Regions from separate parts of the Homo sapiens genome. Here region 1 is linked to region 2. A link is a contact called in ENCODE Hi-C or POLR2A ChIA-PET data. All regions are on one chromosome and are shown on one strand. Each heading gives the region's core, a stretch centred on a gene start or an enhancer-like site at or near the end of the contact. The rest is flanking DNA. Distances are from core to core; before and after follow the strand shown. Region 1 holds the start of HECTD2-AS1 (HECTD2 antisense RNA 1). Region 2 has its middle 10 kb from the start of ANKRD1.

Evidence for each region. Hi-C counts contacts between places; a loop is a spot of excess contacts on that map. ChIA-PET counts read pairs that join two places held with the same protein, here RNA polymerase II (POLR2A).
Region 1: a loop to region 2 is called in a map of PC-9, with 5 times the contacts of the local background. The contact joins the promoter of HECTD2-AS1 here to the enhancer-like site in region 2. A Hi-C loop is called at or near these places in 1 of 168 maps with a recorded cell type or tissue (PC-9). POLR2A ChIA-PET finds 5 or more read pairs at or near these places in 1 of 52 experiments (PC-9).

Annotation. Positions count from the first base shown.
Region 1 is chr10:91,610,109-91,614,041 of GRCh38, forward strand. It overlaps HECTD2-AS1 (HECTD2 antisense RNA 1), which reads right to left and starts at 1,352. Exons shown (of 5, transcript NR_024467.1): 1 at 1,243-1,352.
Region 2 is chr10:90,929,113-90,933,149 of GRCh38, forward strand. No RefSeq gene overlaps it. Among named protein-coding and RNA genes, the nearest start is that of ANKRD1, 10 kb to the left of the region's middle. RefSeq lists an enhancer at 1,152-1,805. Within about 2 kb of position 1,344, at least 19 of the 41 ENCODE cell types and tissues checked have a DNase peak (open chromatin) inside an H3K27ac peak, as active enhancers do; they include PC-9, where a contact is called at or near this core.

The sequences.
Region 1 (3,933 bases), core at 102-2,601, 680 kb after region 2:
TATATACTAAAATTTTTATCCATTCATCTATTGATGGTCACTTAGGTTATTTCCATATCTTGGGTATTGTGAATAATGCTGCAATTCACATGGGAGTGCAGATATCTCTTCAACGTATTGATTTCAATTCATTTGGATGTACACCCAGAAGTGGGATTGCTGGATCATATGGTAGTTCTATTTTCCATTTTTTCGGGAACCATCATACCGCTTTCCAAAATGGCTGTACTAATTTACATTCTCACCAACAGTGTACAAGAGTTCCCTTTAATCCAGAGGCCTTTACATGCATAATGTCACTTAAATTCCACAAGAATCCTGAAGGGTAAACATGATCAAGGCATGTCAGAGGAGGAAAGTGAAGCTCTAATGTTACGTTATGTGACAGGAGTGTAGAGTATGGGGTGCAGTGTCTTGAACCCAGGTCTGTATAGCTATAGTGCACGTGTTCTTCACTCCTGCCCTGAGGTCCTCTTCCTAAAAGTTCTTTATCATCTAAGATTCCAGAGCATCTACCGGGGGGTTTAGTCAGACATCTGGAATGCCAGGATTCATAACCAATTAAGCTTCCCCATGCCTATAGTGGTGTCTTTTACTTTTCACTTCAACATTTATTTTGCCAGACTCCATACTAGGTAAAGTGGGTAAAGCAGTCAATAAGACACACATGTCCTGCTCTCATAGAACTTAAAGTCTGATTAAAAGAGACGATTCATAAATGCACACACAATTAAATAAATGGACCAATTTGCCAAGAAGCTTCAAATCCACAGAGAATAAACACAATGTAGTTTTCATTTTTTTCCACTATCCTTGACTTGCTATGTCAAATCATCTCCTCCTCTTTCCCCCCCTTTAAAATATCTCACAGTTTCCATTACTTCCTGTCACTTTCAGCTATTCAGTTTAGTCAAGACCAGTTTAAACCTCCATCTCAGATCTGATCCCAAGCCCTCTGCCCTCCCAGAGTAGCCAAGACTTGCTGCCACTGGGGCTTGGCATAGATCCAGGTGGGTCTGCTCTGTCTCTGTTCTCACCTCTCTACCCACCTCATCAGGATGTAGTTCCCTCCATGGCAGGGGTGGGAAGGGGAAGGGGTGTTTGAGCTCTTCCTCCCCAGGCCCCAGCCCTTGCCACTTGTAGCCCACCTCACAAACTCTTGTTGCTTGGAGACCCTCATCCAGAGGGTGGCTATCTTCGGGGGGCAGAGGGGGGCACAGCAAGTCAGCCCAGGCCCAGTACCTTCCTCAGCATTCTTTTGACGCGTGGGAAATCTAACCATCCTGCTGAGCCAAGCTGTGGGAAGGAGCCTGTGCCATGGCCACACCGTATTTCAGCCCTGCCTTCTCTCTCCAATGTTTCTCTTCTCCTGGGACAGGGCTGACAGCAGGACTGCTGCCCAGGCAGATGTCTAGCCAGTAAACATGACATTAGTGATCCCCTTAGCACCCCCAACTCTCCTTTGGCTTGGAGGAGGGAAAACCCCTGTTCCTGGTCCTGCTCCTGGGAATATGCTCACAAGGAACTCTGTACCTCCTCCAGGCTGAAAACTCTGAGCCCCTTATTCCAGCCCAGACTTCTCCTTACAGACCCAGGACAGGGGCAGGGTTGGTGGTATTAAGGCCAGTTCTGCCACTGCATTGCTGAAGGCTGGTTAAGAGCTCTCTTTAGAAAACCAGAGTGCTTAGCACTTTCTGGGTCACCTTTGGGCAATGGCAGCCATTCCAAGACAACAGAACAAAATCTCACTCACACCCTATTACATAGAATTCTAATTGTGAGATGTGTGAGAAAGGAAAAGAACAGGGTGCTATGAGAGGAAATGCCCATGCTCAGGATCACACTTCTGGATCTCAAATCCCAGCTCTGCCCCTTATTAACTGTGTGATCTTGGGCAGGTTACTTCGCCTCTCTGTGCCTCAGCTTCCTTATTTGTAAAATGGTGATGATAACAGTACATACCTCATAGGACGAAATGAGAAAATGTAAACAAAACTCTTAACATAGCGCCTGTCACATTAATAAATGCTCAGTAAACGTAAGTTCCCTGAGGGATCCAGGCACCTCACAGGCACCCAACAACACTTGATGAAATAATGAATGAGGTAGTGAGACCCCATCTCTACAAAAAATTAAAAATTAGCCAAATATGGTGGCACATGCCTATAGTTCCAACTACCTGGGAAGCTGAGGTAGGAGGATCACTTGAGCCCAAGAGGTTGAGGCTGCAGTGAGCTGTGATCATGCTACTGTACTCCAGCCTGGGCAACAGAGCAAGACTCTGCCAAAAAAAAAAAAAAAAAAAAAAACACAGAATTACACTTACACATAGATTTTCTTTCTTTCTTTTTTTTTTTTTTTTTTTTGAGTTGGAGTCTCGCTCTGTCGCCCAGGCTGGAATGCAGTGGCGCGATCTCGGCTCACTGCAAGCTCCGCTTCCCGTGTTCACGCCATTCTCCTGCCTCAGCCTCCTGAGTAGCTGCGACTACAGGCGCCTGCCACAGCGCCCGGCTAATTTTTTTTGTATTTTTTTTAGTAGAGACGGGGTTTCACCGTGTTAGCCAGGATGGTCTCAATCTCCTGACCTCGTGATCCCCCTGCCTCGGCCTCCCAAAGTGCTGGGATTACAGGCGTGAGCCACCGTGCCCGGCCTACACATAGATTTTCAATCCATATTAGAAAGGCTAACAAGGGCCATATTATGTGTAGTTTGAGAAAAGAGAGGGCAGGAATATATCTTACTTCTGTAGATTCAGTGCCTACCACGTAGTAGAAGCTCAGTCAATCTTTTTTTTTTTTTTTGCGTTGAACTGAAAATAATTATGTTATGCTGAAATCCCTCCCATGGAACCCAGGGGATATTGGTGAAATTAAACCACATAAAACTTGAGTAGTGTTAATGTTTTGTTCATAACTTTCATGAATTTTGCATATATTTCATGGCATTTACATTAAATTCATAAATAAAATCTTAAAAAATAATAATGAATGAGGGAGAATGGCTGGGAATACCTATTTTAGATGGGGTAGTCAGAGAAGACCACTCTGAGAAGGTGACACTTAAGCTTTGACATAGATGATAAGACAGAAGTCAGCTGAAGAGCAAAGGGATCATATTGCCCTGGAATCAGATTACAGAATAGACCTAGAAAATTCGCCTTTGACATTTTAATACCATGTATAAATACAGGGTTATAAGATATTATTCCCTCTGGACCAAAGATTGTCATAACACCCAGGAGCCAAAGTCCTCCAGATACCTCTGTCTCCATCACAGCAGCTCTAACTGTGCAGTTATTTGCCACCAAGGCAGTTCCTTTGGGGGTTTCTTTCCATTTTTTTAAAGTTGTTAGTCAGGACTTTGGTAGCAATGAGCTCAAGATCCTGGCTAGATGGTAAGTCAGATTTCACATGATCTAAACAGTCAGAGCCAGAGAGTGTCAGCTACCACAAGGAAGAGAGTATATCATAAATCCAGAGTAGACATATGAACAAGCAGTTTATAGACTGGGCTTACCCAAAGATTAATTTTGAAGGTCATATCATCCAACAGAGTACATAACTGGACACTTGAGTCTGTGCATGTCTCTGGTTACAGCTGGTTTTAGTTACTTTGAGTCTGGTCAGCATTATAAATGGTCAGCATTATAAATGGCTGGGATAAAGTATCTGCCGGAGGAATTGGCATAAGCATGTGACTCACCAGCCCCTCTGACTCATGGGACACACAGTTGTCCTGAGCTATTAATCCATTGACAGAGCATGAGTGAGACAGAGGGGCTGTGAGAAGCTGTACTGACAAATAGCCGGAAGCACCCACTGCCCATCGTTATGACTGTATCCTTTTGTGATATGGAGCATCGATATCTTTTGTTGCTGTGATAGGAAGTTTTTGGCATAGGTGTGGCCTGATCATTGTTTTCAAGCACACTA
Region 2 (4,037 bases), core at 94-2,593:
TATATCTCAAAATTTAAACATGAATAAAACATTTTAGTAAAACAGACACCCTAGCACGTAAGTTTCACGAAGCAAGAGATGTTTGTTTCTCCCACTGATGTAGACCAAGTGCTGAGAGCAGTCCCCAGCACATAGTAGGCACTCAGTAAAAACGTGTTTAAACGGAAAGCAAAAAAGGAGGTGGCCCCAGCATGGGGTCAGAGGGAGGGAAGGGACAGAAGCCAAGAAGTGGGCAAGTCTGCTGGCACACCACCCTGACATCAGTGTTTTTCAGAGGCTTCCCTAGAGCCACAGGAATGCTACAGAATAAGGCTCCTGTGGACAGTGCCCTCTCAGCTGCACCTGCTTTTGGTGCAGGCAGCTGGGCAGAAGATTAGGTAGAGAAGACTCACCCAGCCAGAATGTCTTACCCATGTCCCCACCCACCACGATCGATCTGGAAATGGCATGGAGATGTTTCTGATGAGAGTATAAAAATGTAGGCATCCGTCAGCTCGCACTGGTTCAGCCATCCTATGTATACAAGGGAAAGCTTGAATATATGTGAAACCTCAGGGATTATGAGATCCATTAGAACCCACTTAATATTATGATGCAAATGGTGAGATTGAAGGTCTTACAATTAGGCAAGAGCTGACTGCTTTCTTCATTTGATTTTCTTTAATGGCACCAAAATAATATACTGTTTTTGAAAAGACGAGTTTTCTAAGATTCTACTAGTTGATGATTTATTATCTCATTTCCAAATTCCAGGGTTAAGGAAACATGTATATTAAGAAATGGCTAAAATATGAATGAAGCACAAATGCTCTGGGAGGCTGATGGAGGAGGAGGAGGGTACCAGGGTGGGTGTGCGAGGTCATGGTCCAGCTGAAGGCCAATGAACCGAAGGTTTCTTTATTTTCTCCTCTTTTTCTTTTTATCTTTCTTTTCTCACTTTCTTTCAATGTCTCTTTTCTTCTTTCCTCCCTCTTTGCTTCCTCTCACCCTTCTTTCTTCTCTTCCTTCCTTCCCTCCTACCTTCCTCCCTTCCATCCCCCGATTTTAAAAACCACAGTGATTGAAACTAAAGAGCTGGCCTACGCACCTCAGGGCTGAGGACTTGTTAGCTCTCCTTGCCTCCTGGCAACCATGCCCCTTCTAATAGTGACTGGTTGAGAAAGAGGCTCAGAGTCTTTTAGCTAGAATAATCCCCTCAGGCATGTCATCTCTTTCCAGTGCAGACCTGCAAGGGAGGTGATCTTATTCCCACTGAGAAGGAGCCTGGCAGTGCTTCTAAACTGAATTCTCATAAGAAAGGGAAGAGCCTGTTTGCAAAAACATACTCTTTTGCTGCCAACACAAGCAGATCTTTTAGGGAGGAGGGGAACTGTAACCCCTCCAAGATCTTTGCTCTCCTTCAGAGCCAAGGCTCTCAGGTTTCACAAAGGAATTTATAGAGCAGACTGACGCCTCTGGGGTTGGAATCAGCTCAGGACTAAGTGGAGAATGAGGAGAGGGACAGGCACCCTTCTCTGCTCTGTGCAGGCTGGGGATTGTTTACCAGGGGATGAAAAGGTCCTCTCCCTGAAAAGGAATGTTTGGCAAGGAAATGACTTCTGGAGGCACAACTGAATGGCTCCCCAGGGAATCAGTTTGGGTTAGTTACAGATCAGACCCACCACCCTGGACAAATCTCACTGGGCAGGGGCGGCGGGGCTGTGATTACAAGAGCTTGGGGATGTTTAAAGCAACTCCTGCCTTCAAAAGACAGCTGTCCTCTTTTCCAGATAAGTTCTGTATGGTAAAAGAAGGAAAAGGAAAAAAAATAGAGGTTAGAAATCATATTGAAAAATTAAAGGAATGTTTGATTTGTCCATAAGAATTTCCTGACTGTGCCACTTTGCTCAGCGCTTGTCCTAGGTCCTTCCAATATCACATTTAGTGGGTAGTGAGAAGGCGTGGAGTAAGTGACTCTGGTTGCTGACATTCACACTTGGATGAAGTGGAGAAAGATGATGTCCTTCCTTATTTGGTGGCTCTGGAAGCCACATTCCCTCCTCATCCGCCTTCCCAAAAGAACCTTGTGGCTGCCCAGCGGAAGCCAGTGCTTTCAGCAGCCCCCACCCTTGGCATTTCCTTATCTAGGAGTCTTCACTGTGGAATTCCAAGGCCCACCCCAATGCTCCGGATGTGTTTCAATCCATGGCCTGCCACTTTGTTACTCTTGTGATGACAAGCAGATAACATAGCTCACATGCCTTCTTTTCCTGCATACCAACCAGACCCCAGTTCTGAAAAGGAAACAAACCACAAACCAAGAGAGATGTGTTATTTTTATGCAGACATTGTTAAGACACTGCAATAAGCCTAGAATTGTGGAGAGTGCTTTCCCATGTTGCTCCAGTTAATCCCCTCAGTCACTCTGGCATTTATACAAATGAGGAAACCAGTGAGTGTGGAGGTTAAATAGTCAAGGTCTCATAGCAAGTGTGTGTGTGTGCATGTATGTGTGTGTATCTTGGGGGGTGAGGGTTGCCAATTCAAAGTCCAGAATGACTCCAAGTCCACAGCACCTTTGTTGCAGTTAAATGCCTTTACAACTAAGCGTGACCCCTTTGGCAATCACTACTAAGAGGCTTTACCAACTTCTGACACTGTTAACTTCAAGACAAATATGCTTTTTTCAAGACATGGCATCAAAAACTGTATTTCTGTTATTCCTCATCACCATGGTTACAACCACAACTCATCTGTAATTTTCAAAGACCCTGCATCAGAGAAACAACAAAAATGTGGAGAAAATATTTGCTGAACATGTCAGTAAATAAATAAGTATAAAATATGAAAGTGGCCAGAATATACCCAAATCAATAAATATGAATGAGTTAAATGCCTCTTTTGAAAGACAGATAATGGCCGGGTGCGGCGGCTCACGCCTGTAATGCCAGCACTTTGGGAGGCTGAGGCAGGTGAATCACAAGATCAAGAGATCGAGACCATCCTGGCTAACACGGTGAAACCCCAACTCTACTAAAAATACAAAAAAATAGCCGGGCGTGGTGGCAGGTGCCTGTAGCCCCAGCTACTCGAGAGGCTGAGGCAGAAGAATGGCGTGAATCCGGGAGGTGGAGCTTGCAGTGAGTCGAGATCGCACCACTGCATTCCCTCCTGGGCAACAGTGCGAGACTCCATCTTTAAAAAGAAAGAAAAAGAGAAAGAGAGAAAGAAAGAAAGAGACAGATATTCTTAAAATCCAACAATTCCGCTTCTGGGTGTATACCCAAAAGAATTGAAAGCAGAGTCTTGAACAGATATTTGCACACCCATATTCATAGCACCATTATTCACAATAGCCAAAGTATGGAAGAAACCCAAGTGTTCATTGACAGATGAATGAACAAGCAAAATGTGGTATTTACACACAATAGAATATTATTCAGCCTTAAAAAGGAAGGAAATGCTGACATATGCTACTACATGGATGAACCTTGAGGGCATTATGCTAAGTGAAATAAACCAAAAAGACAAATACTGTATGATTCCACTTACATGAGGTACTTAGAGCATTCGAAATCATAGAGACAGAAAGTAGAGTGATGATTGCCAGGAGCCGGAGGGAGGGGGAAATAGAAAGTTATAAGAGTTTAGAATTTCAGTTTTACAAAGTGAAAAGAGTTATGGACATGGATAATGGTGGTGGATGCACACTATGAATGCATTTAATACAATTGAAATATACTCTTAAAATGGTTAAGATAGTAAATTTTTTGGGGGGAGGAACTGGAACCCTAAAAATGAAAGAAAAATGAATTTTCTTAGAAAGATACTCTTATATGATGTAAAACAATACAAACAATAAAAGTCTATGCCATTTATAAGAGATATACCAGGATGACACTGGACGGTTGAAAATAAAGGGATAGACAAAGGGACACCATGTAAATGCTACCAAAATATGCAGAAGGGACAGTATCAGTGCCAGACAAAATCAAATTCAAAGCAAAAAGCACTAAATGGGACAAAGAAGACTGAAAGACATAATCCAACAAGAAGTT